2 separate regions of the Homo sapiens genome follow, and region 2 is linked to region 1. A link is an interaction called in ENCODE POLR2A ChIA-PET data of the cell type or tissue named here. Cell type or tissue: B cell. All regions are shown on one strand.

Region 1 (8,000 bases):
CACTACCCTCTGCCTCACAGATCTCCTGCACTGACCCACTCCTTTCTTCTAATAGGACTGTGACACCTGCGTCTTATAGCCTAGGCCATGTGTACCTGTGGCTGGCTGGCTGTCTCTCCCATTTAGACCACAAGCCATTCCAGAGTAGGCACACCTCTGAATACCCACAGCACAAGTGGCACATGACAAGTGCTTGTTGACTAAATCTGGTACTACTCATTGTGAGGTGTAACTTCAGGCCATGGTGGCCTTCGGGGCGGTGAGATGGACTATTTCTGTTACTTTGCTGGGAACAACTGCTCAGCTTCTCTCTCTCATTTTATGGGCAAGGATCTTTTCCTATTTCACCGCTCTCATAGCCCTTGGATAAACTCGTTTGTGACTCATCCCCCCAAAAGGGTGCAAAGAGCTGTCTTGTGGAGTAATTTGGAGGAACCTTCTGTTTGTGCATGAGAAGGCTAGGTTTCTCTCGTCATCTTGGAGGCCTGTTCCCATCCCATAGAGCTGCTCCTAGCCCAGATACAGAGGGAAGTCATTCGTGTCCTGATGAGCATGGGGCACCCATCCAGGAGCCGTCTAATGTTACAGGCCTGAGCCCCAGCACCAGCATTCAGGCCGCCAGATCTCAACTCGACACCTTGTGCCTTTCAACAGCCTGGCTGATGCCACAACCCCAGGCCAGAAAACCTTTTTCTCAAGGTTGAAAGTAGCTGACCTTTGACAAGCAGCATTGGCTAAATTCCTTGTTCCTTAAAAGGAAAGCTCCCAGTTATCATTAGCCAGTGTTTATTTGGCCGCAGGGCAGGAGCAGGCCCTATACTGCACCCTGTGTACCCAGCAGGAGGGTTTGTGGCTGGAAGTACATGGGCGAACAGTCATTATTAAAATAGCCATTTTTGAAAACGTGTGCTGGAGAGGGACGCATCCAGCCTGTCAGCTGGTCTGCACCCCATCTCATGTGGCTAGACAGCTCGTTGGTTCTCTGGCTCCCTCACAGGCAACAGTGCCATCCACTCCACACCAGCACACTCCTTAACGTGTGCAGCAAGAAAACTGACAGAATGACAAGGACACACACCAATTATTAAATGTCTGGGCTTGTGTTTTTAATGTAGGGGTGACAGTCCAAAGATTGACTTGGCCGGCAGTTCGCTATCTGGCATCCTGGACAAAGATCTCTCGGACCGCAGCAATGACATTGGTGAGTAAGGACAGTGTTCTCGCTTCTCTTTGCAGAGTTAGTAAAGAACCTCAGAGCCTGGCTTGCCTTCAACCAGCATGATGAGAAGTAATAAAGCCATTGAAATGCCAGGCTGGCACCCTTGCTTGGCTTTAGGTGTTACAGTTTTGTAAAGAAGGGAAATGATGGTGCTTTCCACATTAAAACACAATGCCTGGGACCTTTCCCCTCCCTAGGAGAAATTCCTTACAAGATCTAATGAAAAGAAATGATGAATAAGCCTTTTTGTAAAAAGTGGGCATTAGCCCTTATGTTCACAGTTTCCAGTGATTTGTGTATTTTGTGTAAAAAGGTGGATGGATGCAAATGTGAGATGGCAGGGTTCATTGTTGATACAGCACTTTTGACTGAGTTTCAAATGAGCTTTGGTATGGTAATTGCCACTTAGTTCAGAACATGAGTGAGTTTTCCCAAGGTCAGGATACCACCATGTGATAAATGGGAGGGAGCTACAGTCTCTCTGGGTAAATAAAAGTCAGAGGTCCTTTTGGAGGTGTACGTGAGTGGGTGTGAGGCCACCGGTGTGCTGTTAAGGCCACTAGTGGTCTGACCTGGGTGACAACCCTTTTAAGAAGTCCAGATTCAGGGACTAATTTTTTCTTATTATTTTATTTTATTTTTTGACATAAAGGCCATTTAATGATAGAAATATATAAAAATAATCATATTGTTTAGCAACAGGCTATCACATTTCTTGGGAAGAGGAAAATGACCTGCTTTAAGAAAAACTTGCAACCATGTGCAAGTCTTCATTTCAACATATTTTTCCCCATCCACTTAAGCATTTATCCTTTGAGTTATAAACAGTCCAATTACACTATTTTAAAATATACAATTAAATTATTATTGACTATAGAGATGCTATTGTGCTATCAAATAGTAGGTCTTATTCATTCTTTCTAACTATATTTTTTGTACCTATTAACCATCCCCACCGCCTCCCCACCCCAGCCCTGTACTACCCTTCCCAGCCTCTGGTAATCATCCTTCTGCTCTCTACCGCCATGAGTTCAATTGCTTTGATTTTTAGATCCCACAAATAAGTGAGAACATGCAATGTTTCTCTTTCTGCACCTGGTTTATTTCACTTAACATAATGATCTTCAGTTCCATCCATGTTGTTGCAAATGATAGGATCTCGTTTTTATGGCCAAATAGTATAAATTTTTTTTAGCTTTACATCTTCTGTTTGTACCTATCAAGGTCATAAGTTAGCATTCTCTCGTATTCTACATAATATAGAAGGCTGAATTTTAAAATTTACTTTGTTTTAATTGAACTTTTTATTTTGAAGTCATTGTAGATTCACATGCAGTCGTAAGAAGTAATAGAAATCTGTGTACCCTTTACTCAGTTTCTCCCCAATAGTAACATCTTACAGAACTATAGTACACTGTCATGACTAAGATATTGACATTGATATGATCCACCAATCTTACTCAGATTTTCACAGTTTTACTAGTACTTCTGTGTGTATTTCGCTCTATGCAATATATATATATATATTTTTTTTTTTTTTTTTTTTTTTTTTTTTTTTTTTTTTTTGAGATGGAGTCTTGCTCTGTCACCCAGGCTGGAGTGCAGTGGTACGATCTCGGCTCACTGCAACCTCTGCCTCCCAGGTTCAAGCGATCCTCCCACCCCAGCGTCCTGAGTAGCTGGGACCACAGGTACATGCCACCATGCCTGACTAATTTTTGTATTTTTTGTAAAGGTGGGGTTGCACTATGTTGCCCAGGCTAGTCTCGAACTCCTAGGCTCAAGCGATCCTCCCACCTTAGCCTCCCAAAGTTCCGGGATTACAGCTGTGAGCTACCGCACCCAGCCTGCAATTTTATCATACATGTAGGTTTGTGTATCTACCACCAGTCAAGACATAGAACATTTCCATCACCACTAGATCCCTTGTGTTACTCTTGTTAAGCCACACCCACCTTTCTCCAGCCCACCCCCTTCCCTAACCTCTGGCAAGCACTATCAGGGATTGATTTGACATGGAAGATAGCTTTCCAGCATCATCTGCTTGGGCCACTCACTTTAGAAACAGATGTGCGATGGTTGGCAGGCCTTGTAAGAGCACTAGAGCTCTCAACATGAGCATTCTGCTCTCCTGCTGCTGTCCCTCTGTTTGGGTGCTGTTTTCCTCTGAATCTGCTGATAGAGTTGCATCTTTGCAACTGCTGACCTGCAGTCTCTGGTCTGATCTCATGCAGGCTTGGGGCTAGGATGTGTGACTGTGACTGTTAATGCCAAAAGTACTTCCCCTGTTTCCACAAGCTCGTTTACATCCTCAGCCCTTGAGAAGCCCAGTCAGGAAGCATAACCTGATAGCTTGGGCTGATGCAATAACAGAAACTCTGGCCTGCTGTAGCTTTTGTTCTGCTTAAAGTGCAGGCAGAGCAGAGCAGAGCAGTAATTGGCTGTGAATGAAAGGGGATTGTCAGAATGAGCCTAAGTTCCGGTTCTACCACCGCAGTTTCGTATTTGGGCCCTGTTTTAAGCCAGGGTGGCTGGTTGGTGAAGGTCATGTGCGACCTCAGGAGGCTGTCTTGTCACCTCCCTCATGTCAATAGGAAGGGAGGTATTCTCCCTCCTCCAGAATATACAGGATAATCTGTCTTGCTTGCTAAGAGCATTCACCTTTGACCTTTGCATTCTTTGGGTCTGGAGATGTCTATGATCGCTATCATGAAAATATGAATCACATGTTTTTCAGTCTGATGAGCTAGTGTGGAAATATTGGGGGTATTGATGGGGGGGCGGGTTCACCTATAGAAGCTTTTCATGCTGTGGAAACTAAGCACAGTTGCATATATTTGGGAGCCCAGAAATAGAGTACTGAGGTTTGGTTTTCTCTCTCTCTTTGCCACAGAGACATTAATCCTAGAAGGCTATATCTTCTCAAGTTAATGGTATTTTTGTTTTGAGATAGTCTTGCTCTGTCACCCAGGCTGGAGTGCAACAGTGCAATCATTGCTCACTGCAGCCTCTAACTCCTGGGCTCATGCAATCCTCCCACCTCAGCCCAGGAGAATCGCTTGAACCCGGGAGACAAAGGTTGCAGTGAGCCGAGATCACACCACTGTACTCCAGCCTGGGGAACAAGAGCAAAACTCCATCTTAAAAAAAAAAAAAAAGGTCTCCAAAACCTAGTAATCATTTTGTAATGTAAAACGTCCCCTTAGGGTGTTAAATGTGTGTATTGTTGTACACCATTTTAAAAAATCAAGGTCCACCTGGACTTTGATCTGTAGCTGATTACAACCCTGGTGAAACAATAATCCCAAAGCGTTAGAAAGGATTAAGAGTGTTTTGTAAGCATGTTTGGGGTAGAACATGCCTTTATAACTTTTAATCCTCGTTGAGGTACAGTGTGAGTACAGGAGCTGTGTGTGGAATATCCTTGTGTTAGAATCATTCTGCTAATATAGTGGAGAACAAACCCTCCCCCTTCATCTCCCCTCTTCCATCGTCCTGAGGTTCTAGTGTTGAAATAAGAGCAGTGAGAGCAAGCAAGAGTAAGGAAAGAAAGAACTAATATTCACTGGGTGCCCACTAAATGTTTTGTCTATTTTTTTCTCACCGTCCATAGCCCTATGAAGGATGTGTAATGACTCATGTTTTTACAGTGAAGGAACAGGGAAGAAAGCAAGCTGGGGAAACTGAGCAAGATTATCTGGCTAGTAAGAAATTGGAGTTGAAGGCCAGGCGCGGTGGCTTACACCTGTAATCCCAGCGCTTTGGGAGGCCAAGGCGGGCAGATCACCTGAGGTCAGGAGTTCGAGACCAGCCTGGCCAACATGGTGAAACCCTGTCTCTACTAAAAATACAGAAATTAGCTGGGTGTGGTGGTAGGCGCCTGTAATCCCAGCTACTTGGGAGGCTGAGGCAGGAGAATCGCTTGAACCCGGGAGGCGGAGGTTGCAGTGAGCCAAGATTGCACCACTGCACTCCAGCCTGGGGGACAAGAGCGAGACTTCGCCTCAAAAAAAAAAAAAAAAAAAAAAAAAAATTGGAGTTGAAGCCAGGTCTCTCTGACCCATGAGCCCAAACCTTCTAGGTCCACATCAGCATTTCTCAACTGCTCTCCCCAAGGGGACATTTGGCAATGTCTGGAGACATTTTTGACTGTCACATCATAGGGGTGGGGGTGGAGATGCTACTGGCATCTAGTGGATAGAGGCCAAGGATGCTGCTAACCATCCACCAGTGTGTAGGATAGCCCCCACAGACAACAAAGAATGACCCAGCCCCAAATGTCAATAGCACCGAGGCCCAGAGAGCCCAGTCTGTGTTAGGAACAGGAAGAGGACAGGCTTCCCCTGCAAGTGCAACTTGTGTTCCCTGGAGTGGCCTGTCTCATTTCCTGAGAATCTCTATAAAACCTAGTTTGAAAATATTTCATATACAAAAAAGTAATTATATTTGAAGTAATTAAACATCAACCAAGGACATGACTGTGACCTTTGTGAGAGAGAAAGAGGAAGGGGGGGGAGAGAGAGAGAGAGGCGAGAGAAGAGAGGGGAGAGGGGCCATCTTAAGGCTTGCAGCAAGTGAAATGATACCATTTGAGTCTGATTTCAAATAGAAAGAGTATTGGATTTGTGATTAGATATTTGCCAAAGATCAACTACCCAGTGTTTAAACGGGTATTACATAAAAGGACAATAACAAATTTGATCAATACTAAGTTCTAAATCTGTACTCTGTATGGTAAAGTTATACAGGAGAGCAAGAGAGAGCAATTGTAATAGCGACCATTAACACAACATTTTTGTGAATGTGACACCAAATGTCTACAAACAAGTGATTACATTCTTACCTTATTTTGCAATTTCTACCTTTCATGATAATAAATCACTTCTAAGGGTTTCTCATACAAATTTTGAGGAAAAATTCAGATCTCCTGACTTGGGGCTATTGGTTTTTCTGTCCTGTTTTTAAAATACATATTTTAAACTTCCCCTTTTGGAGCCAGAGAGCCAGTTATTGGTCCTTGCAGCATGTCAGATCATTGAGCAATTGCTCAGGTTCAATAAAACAAGATATACTGTGTCCTGCCTGCCATTAAAAAAAAACAAAAACCCATGAATGACACTTGGAGTGTTCCAGATTGACTACTGGCTGAGCGTGTGTGTGAACAACAGCCGCGCCTTCCAGCTCTCTCGGGATTAGTTGCTCAGACATGAGAACTTTCACTGAAGAGCCACGGCTGGCTCCTACAGACACTGTCTCCTTACTGGCAACCTTCAGACACAGCCTTTGGGACCAAGGACATGGTTGATGTTACCTGTGCTGAAGAACAGGAGATACGGTTGCTACTGGTCTACAGTCAAGTCTGCATATGACGGGCTGCGGTGCCCATGTGTGGACGTGTGCAGCTCCGGTCCCTATCTAGGGACACAAATCGTGATCAAACTTAAATTTTTGTCAGGAGTAGCTGAAAAGCACTATACATTTCTCAAGTGTGATGACAGAAAGCAAAAGAGATTGTGCTGAGGGTCAAACGCTTTATACAAAGGAAGTGAAACAGGTTGCGCTTCTGATTGATGGGTTTTTAACCCAGGCAATCCTCTGAGCATTTTGGGTTCCTTCCTCGAACTTACAGAGGCGTAGCTAATTCAGAACAGCTTCTGTGGATGGCCTTCTCCCTGCATCGCCCTTGAGCCCTCCCCTGGTTCCCAGCCTCTCAGGCTCACAGTGGAGGTGTGCTGCTGAGGAAACAAGGTCAAGTTGGCAACCAGCACTCATTTCGAAAGGCATCCTCCAGTCCTACAGGAGATGGTCCTTCAGGGCCCTTTGAAGGGCCTGATCTTGGGTGTAAAATGAGCATCTCCACTTAGACTTTCTCAGTCAAAGATGTTGATCCTCACCAGAACCGAGGTGCTCACCTCTGCCTGTGCACCTTGCACAGGGCGGTCCTGCTGGCCTTTGGTGGTCCATCACGGTGGCTGGGTTTGTGCTTAGTTATGAGGGTCTTCACGAACATCTTTTACCCCATAACATCCCATAAGCGCAAACTCAGTAAACATTGAAAGTGCCTGTAGGAAAAGCCTCACAAATGCTATAGAAACAGGGGGAGATTACGTCAAAGTGGGGACATGATGGCAAATGTTGCAGAACCTCACTGCAGCAGTGCATTTGGTGGTATGAATTATTCCAATATACAGAGAGCAAATTAGTACTGTCCTACCCAAGTGCTCTATACCCACCAGCCTGCAAAATAGCTGACCTGAGAGAGGTGGAGGGACATTTAGGGAGCATCAATTCAGATGGCTGTTGGCTTGGAGAGGGTCACAGAGGCTAGTAGCTGTGTGGACTTGCAGGCAGCCCCAAATGCTCACCTATGTGCAGAGTCAGCATGTCCTGCCTCCCCTGGTAATGTGGTCGCCTGCATCTCTGTGGCCAGCGCTCTCGTTCATCATTCAGTCTGATGGCTTGAGTGCCTCTATGTTTGCTACATGCTGAGACCGTATTCTAGTGCCGTATTCTGGAGGTACTGGGTGTACCTACAGATTTAAGAATGCAAATCTGGAGGTACACCCAGTGGATTCAAAGTAGTCTCATAGAACAAAGAGACTTATATAGTGACCTTTGCTGCATCCACAGTATACACCACAGAGGTCTCTGAACTGAAAATGAATGTGGAAGCAAGGGAACAGGTGATGTTCAGCTCTCAGATCTCACATGGCATTTATTTGGCTTGAGGTGCCCCCCTCCCCCTGTCCCCTGGCTGTGGGCTCATGGATTGGCAGAGCCC
Region 2 (8,000 bases), 210 kb before region 1:
AAATGTGAAGTAGCTTGCAAATCTTCTGATATTATGGCTGTTTCAGTGAAAACACAGCTGCTAAGATACTTTCCTAGCTGTAATCGAGAAGGTAATTTTCCTGAAAGGCCATTTAAAGCAGATCTTTAGTGCCTTTGGCTCATTAAGAAGCATGAATAGGGGTAAGTCTCTGAAAAAGATGAATTAGACACAGAGCAGAGGAGCGGTGGTGTCCATGATGCAGGATGATGGTGTCCAGGGCCTGCGTACTCCAAATAGACCAAGGACTAATTAGTTGTGTGGTTTATTAATGGACTGGAGTCAATCCTGGACTAATACAACTAATTCTTCCATTTAGAGTTAATGTTGGCACTCAATTTTCCCTGGTAATGAGTGAGTTAGAGTAAGCAGGCACGTGAGTGTAAGATACAGTGCTAATATTTTGTGAGAAACATTGAACGAGGCTTGATGTTTAAATCAATAGTTGAAAATGTGGGGGAAGACTTTCCAGAAAAGGCTTACAGGCTAAATAAGAGCAGTTAATTGAAAGCAAACCAAGCCCACCCAATATTTAGATTTGTTTAGAAACCAAGTGAACATTTGAGATGAGAAACATTTCTCTAGTTCTGTGATGTCGTCGGCTTTCCTGGTGTGTTTGGAGCTTTTGACATTGGTGTGGTACTTTACCTCAGTGAGGCTGATGGAACAGAGTGGATGTTACAGGGCCTCAATTTCAGAATTCTTGTTGTGTACTCGTGAAGACCTGTGGAGAGATTTTGCCTCAAGTCAGTTTGGATGGTTTCTGCCCTCCAGTCTGATAAAGTCCCCTGATGTCAAACCACAGGTGGAATTTCCAGAGACTGTGATCTGTGGACTGGTGACAAATCCTTTGTGAAAAGTCTGTGTGACACTACTAAACAGAGAGGGCTTGGGGGAGGAGAATGAGGGGACCAATGCGCTCCCCTCAGAAGCCTTGATGCTCTCATAGAAGGTCTGGCCAGGTGTGGGGGTCTAGCTTTGTAAAGTAGGAAGACCCCTTTGATGATTACTTTTTTTGTCTAGTTAAACCTTTTTGGATTTCTCTGTAATTTAAAGAATATAATTTTTAAAATGTAAAGCTGAGGATTCATTTTTCTATGTGTTAATAAAGTTAATAAACCCCCCATATTTATTGGGGAAGGCAGTATAAACTAGAATTTCCTTAGGTTTCTTCTTTCTTTCTTTCTTTCTTTCTTTCTTTCTTTCTTTCTTTCTTTCTTTCTTTCTTTTTTTTTGAGACAGGGGAGTGCAGTGGCGTGAACTCGGCTCACTGTAAGCTCCGCCTCCTGGGTTCACGCCATTCTCCTGCCTCAGCCTCCTGAGTAGCTGGGACTCCTGGCGCCTGCCACCACGCCTGGCTAATTTTTTGTATTTTTAGTAGAGACGGGGTTTCACCGTGTTAGCCAGGATGGTCTCGATCTCCTGACCTCGTGATCCGCCCGCCTCAGCCTCCCAAAGTGCTGGGATTAAAGGTGTGAGCCACCGCGCCCGGCGGCTTAGGTTTCTTAAAAGTTAACCAAGTGAGCATCACTGAAGATTAACCAAAGGATCTATGCAAAGATGTATTTTTATTTTGCTCAAACAGTTGTTTATAAAAGGTAAGATGAAAACCAAAGCACACATTACAGAGTAGGAAATCAAGTACTTTTATTTCATACCAGAAATAGGAGGAAAAGGATAAAATCAGGGTGAAGCCCTAAAAAAAAGACAGTCAAAAAAGACCCTATAGGAGGGCTGGGAGAGTTTTTGAGCCATGAGGACCATTTGACCTTGGTGACAGGGCAGCTACTGAGTTCCCAGAATTCTGCCTTTTCAAGCCATGTAACATTTGCAAATGCTGACAAACAGCTGCTAATTCCGTTTTCTATGAAAGGGTGACAGGGTGTTCTCAGGACATGAGCTTCTTCTCCCCAGAGCCACATGCCTTTCACACAGTGACAGTGGCACCATCAGTGAGGACCTGGGAAGGAGACACCAGTCCAGAAAAATGATGATTCTTTTTTTTTTTTTTTTTTTTTTTTTTTTTTCGAGCCGGAGTCTCGCTCTGTCGCCCAGGCTGGGGTGCAGTGGTGAGATCTTGGCTCACTGCAAGCTCCGCCTCCCGGGTTCACGCCATTCTCCTGCCTCAGCCTCCCAAGTAGCTGGGACTACAGGCGCCCACCATCACGCCTGGCTAATTTTTTGTATTTTTAGTAGAGATGGGGTTTCACTGTGTTAGCCAGGATGATCTCAGTCTCCTGACCTTGTGATCCGCCTGTCTCAGCCTCCCAAAGTGTTGGGATGACAGGCGTGAGCCGCTGCGCCTGGCTGAAAATGATGATTCTTATAGGGGGGTGTGTGTGTGTCTGTGTGTGCATGCACGTGTGTGTGTGTGTGTGTGTGTGTGTGTTTGTGTGTGTGAGAGAGAGAGAGAGACAGAGACTGAATTGCTTGAGAAAATTTGCATTTGAGTTCAGAAGTATGAGCCCACATCTGTGAAAGCAGTAGGTAAGAGACTAGTGAATGCAGATGACTCAGATATGCACACAAACCTGTGGATTTACGGTTTTAGAAAATACAAATATACATTGTGCTAAATTTGAATAATTTGAAGTGAGGTACAATTCCAAAGAGCAAGTTGTGATCTAGGACAAAGGAACCTCTGGGATGAGTGACAGCTCGGAGAGCCAGAGGTGGAAGGAGGAATGAAACACAGCTACTAAGGCTACCTGTGTCATGGGCCACCCTGGAGGCTGGGAGATCTCTTCTTATGGGTTTCTCTCCTATTTGTGTCTGTGTGCCTATCTGTATTCTCTATGTGAGTCTCTATGCTTGTGCATCAGTGTCTCTGTGTATGGGGGTTCTGTTTTTCTGTGTCTATGGGTCTGCCTCTCCCACTCGCTGTAAACGGGCTACCCCAGAAACACTTGCCAGATGGAGCACACTGGCCTGGGTCAATGCCACATATGGTTTCTTACAAGTTGCAGAAAGGTTACACTTAGCAAAAATGGGTGTGCCCCAAAGCCCCACACAGTGAACAGGTTTTCTCATGATCTTGTCACACCTGTCACAAGAGTGGGGGAAGATGAGGAGGAAGAGCCAGCTGGAAGTTTTAGAATCGTGTTTAATTTGTGGTTTACATCCTCCTCCCGACCCTTTTCCCTGACAAACCACCCACACACTTTTCACTTTGCATTACATTTGTCCTCGCCCATCTCCATGGGATATTCCTAGAATTCTGAATGCTTCCTTTGACTTTCTCTACTGCAGAAACTCTTCTCCCTGGGAATGATTTTTACAGCTCCAGTTAATTTTCATGTTCAATGTTGGAACGGAGAGGAAATGGGGGGAGCATGGGTGGTGACTCAGGAAGCTGAGGAAATCGCCCTTATTAGGCCTCGAATTTTCTTCTAAAAAAAAACAAAAAACAAAAACTGGCCCCAGGCTGTTTGGGCCTTATTTTTTTCTGATTGCTAGCTTTCATTTGACCTCCCTCCTTCCATTTCTTTCTCTCTTTGGTTCTGCTTTGAAGGTCACAAAGCTTCCCAAAGCTGTTAAAGGTGGTGCTAACTCCCTTTACTGAAAGATTACTCTTCAGCTGTACCAGTGGATTTCCCCTAACAGCGCTCCCAGAAGATGAACAGACTCTCTTATTGTTGGTAATAACTGAGTTTTTAAAGAGGACACCATCATTGGCAATAATTTAAATGACTTTTCTAAGGTATTTTCCCAACTGTTTTTCTCTTTTTCCTCTTCCACTTGAGCAAATGTCATGAATTTCCTTTTTTTTAAACCACCAACACAAGTATTTTTTTTCTTAAATAATGTGTATACTTAAAATTTGTAAAATGCAGGCAGGAACCAGAAAGATAATTCATTTTCTAGCCAGTCGTTTGTTGTAAGCCTGATATGTGTTTGTTATTTTTCTACAAAAATGGAATCATATGGTAGGTGGTGTTTTATAAGAAGTTTTTTTTTTTGTTTTAATTGTGGTGAAATACACAACAGAAAATTGTAACCAATTTTTTTTTTTTTTTTTTGAGACGGAGTTTCGCTTTTGTCGCCCAGGCAGGAGTGCCATGGCAGAATCTCAGCTCACTGCAACCTTTGCCTCCTGGGTTCAAGCAATTCTCCTGCCTCAGCCTCCTGAGTAGCTGGGATTACTGGTGCGCACCACCATGCCTGGCTAATTTCTGTAGTTTTAGTAGAGATGGGATTTCACCATGTTGGCCAGGCTGATCTTGAACTCCTGGCCTCAGGCGATCTGCCCGCTTTGGCCCCCCAAAGTGCTGGAATTACAGGCATGAGCCACCGTGCCCAGCTGTAACCAATTTTTAAGTGTAATACTAAGTTACTTAATTTTCTACAACATCAGTAATGTTTTTCAAGTTTTTTAAAGTTGCAGAACCCTTTCCTCAAAGACCAGAGAGCTTCAAGCAGAGCTGCACCACCATTGAGGCAGGAGTGGGGAGCCCAGGCTATATCTTGTCAATGTTGCAGTTTACGGTTACCCTCCCCATAGCTTTGAGGCCTCCTAGGGATCCTGGTCACACTCAGTAGCCAACTTTGAAAGCACATAGACCTACCTTATACTGCCCCAATTGTTAATAGCTTAGATTGCTCTAATTTTCTTATAAAGAAAAAATTTTGGACATACTTTAAATCCTCTTTGAAGCACATCTGTGATTACTTCCCTAGATAAGTCCTTATAAGTAGAGTTACTGGGTTTAGAATATGAGCGGTGTTGTTGTTTTTTTCTTTTTGGCCTATAATCCATATTGCCAACTGGTCTTCACCAAAGTGTGCCACATCAGACTCTCACAGTAATGTAGGAGAAGGCTCAACCCCCCATTCCCTGGGTAAAATAAACCTTAAAAATTCAGTATGTTAGCAAAAGAAATTATCAACAGGGTAAACAGACAACCTACAGAATGAGAGAAAATATTTGCAAACTATTCACCTGACAAAGGTCTAATATTCAGCACGTGTAAGGAACTTAAATTTACAAGAAAAGCCATTAAAAAGTGGGCAAAGGACATGAACAGACACTTTTTAAAAGAAGACCTGCATGTGACCAACAAGAATATGAAAAAAAGCTCAATATCGTTGATCATTAGGGAAATGCATATCAAAACCACAGTGAGGTACCATCTCACACCAGTCAGAATGGCTATTATTAAAAAGTAAAAAAAAAAAAAATAACATGCTGGTAAGGTTACAGAGAAAAGGGAACACTTATACACTCTTGGTGGGAATGTAAATTAGTTCAACCACTGTGGAAAGCAGTGTGGCAATTCCTCAAAGAGCTAAAAACAGAACTACCATTCGACCCAGCAGTCCCATTACTGGGTATATACCCGAAGGAATATAAGTCATTCTACCATAAAGACACACGCACAAGTATGTTCATTGCCACACTCTTCACAATAGCAAAAACATGAAATCAGCCTAAATGCCCATTAGTGATAGATTGGATAAAGAAAATATGGTATATATACACCATGGAATACTATGCAGCCATAAAAAAGAATGAGATCATGTCTTTTGTGGGAACACGGATGGAGCTGGAGGCCATTATCCTTAGCAGACTAACACAGGAACAGAAAACCAAATACCGCATGTTCTCACTTATAAGTGGGAGCTAAAGGATGAGAACACATGGACACAAGGGAACAGACATGGGGGCCTACTTAAGGGTAGAGGGTGGAAGGAGGGAGAAGAGCAGAAAAAATAACTATTGAGTACTAGGCTTGGTACCTGGATGACGAAATAATCTGTACAACAAACCCTCATGACACTAGTTTACCTATATAACAAACCTGCACTTAGTGACATTATTTTCGTATGTCTGTTGGCCATATATGGTTCTTCTTTGAACTATTTATTCATAACCTTTGCCCATTTTTAGATTCAGATGTTTGTCCATGAATCCGAGAGTGAGAACCCTTGGTTATACTGTGTGTAGACATTTTAAGCGATATTTTCAAGAATCAGCTGTGACACAAAAGGAGTGGGGGATTGTGGGCCAAAAGTCTTACAGTCAGAGTTTAGCATGAGAACTTGGAAAGAATAAACTTCTGGACTTTGATCTCTGATTTTATGATTCTGTGATACTAGATGACTTATCTGCCATTTAGGAAGGTTCTGTCATATTGACTAGAGAGAAAATCCGGAGTTAAAACCAATGGCTGCATTAAGTTAGATTTTTTTTAGCAGTCTGATTAATCTTTACTGCTCCAGTACTCAAACTGCAACGTGAGAGTTCAATCTTGTGGCTTATTACAACCACACATTGTATTAAACATCTTCTACTTGAGAAAAACATGAAGTGCCCCATGTGCATTTTGAGTATGTTATATCATGAGTAAAGTCATGGCTGGAAGGTAGTTAAGACAGAATTTCTTTTTGTTTGTTTGGCAAGTGATGCTAAATCAACAATAATATTGCTTTGAAAAGGAGCAAAATTATGCCATGACTATTTGCAATGAAAATAAATTATAAGGCCTGGTGTGGTGGCTCACACCTGTAATCCCAGCACTTTGGGAGGCCAAACTGGGTGGATTGCTTGAGTCCAGGAGTTCAAGACCAGCCTGGGCAACTTGGCGAGACCCTGTCTCTACGAAAAAAAAAGAAAAAGAAGAAAAAGACAAAAATTAGCCGGGCATGGTGGTGCATGCCTGTAGTCCCAGCTACTCAGAAGGCTGAGATGGGAGGACTGCTTGAGCCTGGGAGGTGGAGGTTGCAGTGAGCTGAGATCGAGCCACTGCTCTGTACTCTAGCCTGAGTGACAGAGCTAGACCCTGTCTCAAAAAAAAAAAAAAAAAAAAAATTATAACGCAGCTGTATAATAATATTGCTCAATATGCTATTATAAAGTGAAAACCTCCTTCTGCTTAACAGGAGGTGTCTCTATTTCAGGACAGGACACTTTACATGGAATAAGAACAAAGATCTTACTAATTTAAAAAAAAAAACCCAAATGTGTGTGTGTGTGTACACTGAATTTGGCCAGACAGGAAAACAAGATTAAAATGTCAGTTCTGTCTTTTCAACCTGAATGCCTCCAACAGCTACATTTTAGAAATTTCTGAAATAATTAATGTGTACTCATATGTTCACCCATAAATCAGACCATGGGATTACTGATGAAAGGATGCAAACTTGGGGGTCAGTCTTGGAAAATTTTGACTGAATTTTAATCTTCCTATTGTGAACATCTATTTCATGTTGAAAACTCAGCATTTCCTGTTTCTCCTAAACATAGACACCACAATAAATAGTTTGTATCTATTTCTTTTCCTTCAAAAAGATCACAGTTCTTTGCCTGTATTATCTAGCTCCAAGATAAATTAAATGCCAGCTGAAATTGTTTGGTGTATCTAGGATGCCCATGGTATGTGCCATTTGGTTGTGTGGCTGAGTCAGTGGCGTTAGGTGGAGTTTAGCCTCCCCCTGAGTGGTTATTAGGGTTGTGGATGGAATGTATTGAATTCAAATCTCTCATTTATAAGGCGAGGTGTGAATTGTAGAATGATCCGATTAACTTGGGCTGAACCCCAGATATTGCTGTGTGCTTTTTTTCCCCCTTCAACATGTCATGGAGGCTTAAAACAGTCACCCACACGCCCTTTCCATATTTAACCTTTTGGAGGTGCTGTCTTATTGCTGAGCCAGGGTGGTAATAGCTGACTGGCTTAAATGGACAGACAGCAACAAGATAGCTGAGGAGGGTAATAGATCCTGCCATTCTGTTCATCTGCGTTTGTGTCTGGGTAAAATTCTCATTAAGTTGCAGCCAGTGTGTGTATTTTGTGTGTCTGTGCATTGTGTTTGCAGTCCATTAGAAAACTGATACCCATGTGGTGCCTTGGTATTGACAGGTTTCCTGTGTGTGACCTAAAACCATTCTGCATTTTCATTTGTCAGGTTTTCCCGTGTGCTCTGGGTTCAGAGCAAATTAACTTCCAAGTCAACAGAACCACCGAAGTTCTGCTTGAACTAAA

What was found. ChIA-PET counts read pairs that join two places held together with the same protein. Peaks named below come from ENCODE experiments on the same cell type or tissue, not always from the same donor. Only the 100,000 strongest peaks of a DNase experiment are listed, where the experiment ranks them.
Region 2: POLR2A ChIA-PET joins it to region 1 with 11 read pairs; 2 of 35 experiments call an interaction of 5 or more read pairs at or near these places.

The regions. Positions count from the first base shown.
Region 1 is chrX:19,562,304-19,570,303 of GRCh38, reverse strand. It overlaps SH3KBP1 (SH3 domain containing kinase binding protein 1), which reads left to right. Exons shown (of 18, transcript NM_031892.3): 13 at 1,116-1,201. Among named protein-coding and RNA genes, the nearest start is that of MAP3K15, 51 kb to the right of the region's middle. In B cell, no CTCF peak of the experiment used is centred here; a DNase peak (open chromatin) is centred at 3,653; H3K4me3 peaks cover 314 bases; H3K27ac peaks cover 1,278 bases.
Region 2 is chrX:19,767,902-19,775,901 of GRCh38, reverse strand. The region is part of intron 2 of SH3KBP1 (SH3 domain containing kinase binding protein 1); the gene reads left to right. Among named protein-coding and RNA genes, the nearest start is that of SH3KBP1, 120 kb to the left of the region's middle. RefSeq lists a silencer at 2,011-2,060. In B cell, no CTCF peak of the experiment used is centred here; DNase peaks (open chromatin) are centred at 1,891 and 2,421; H3K27ac peaks cover 3,971 bases.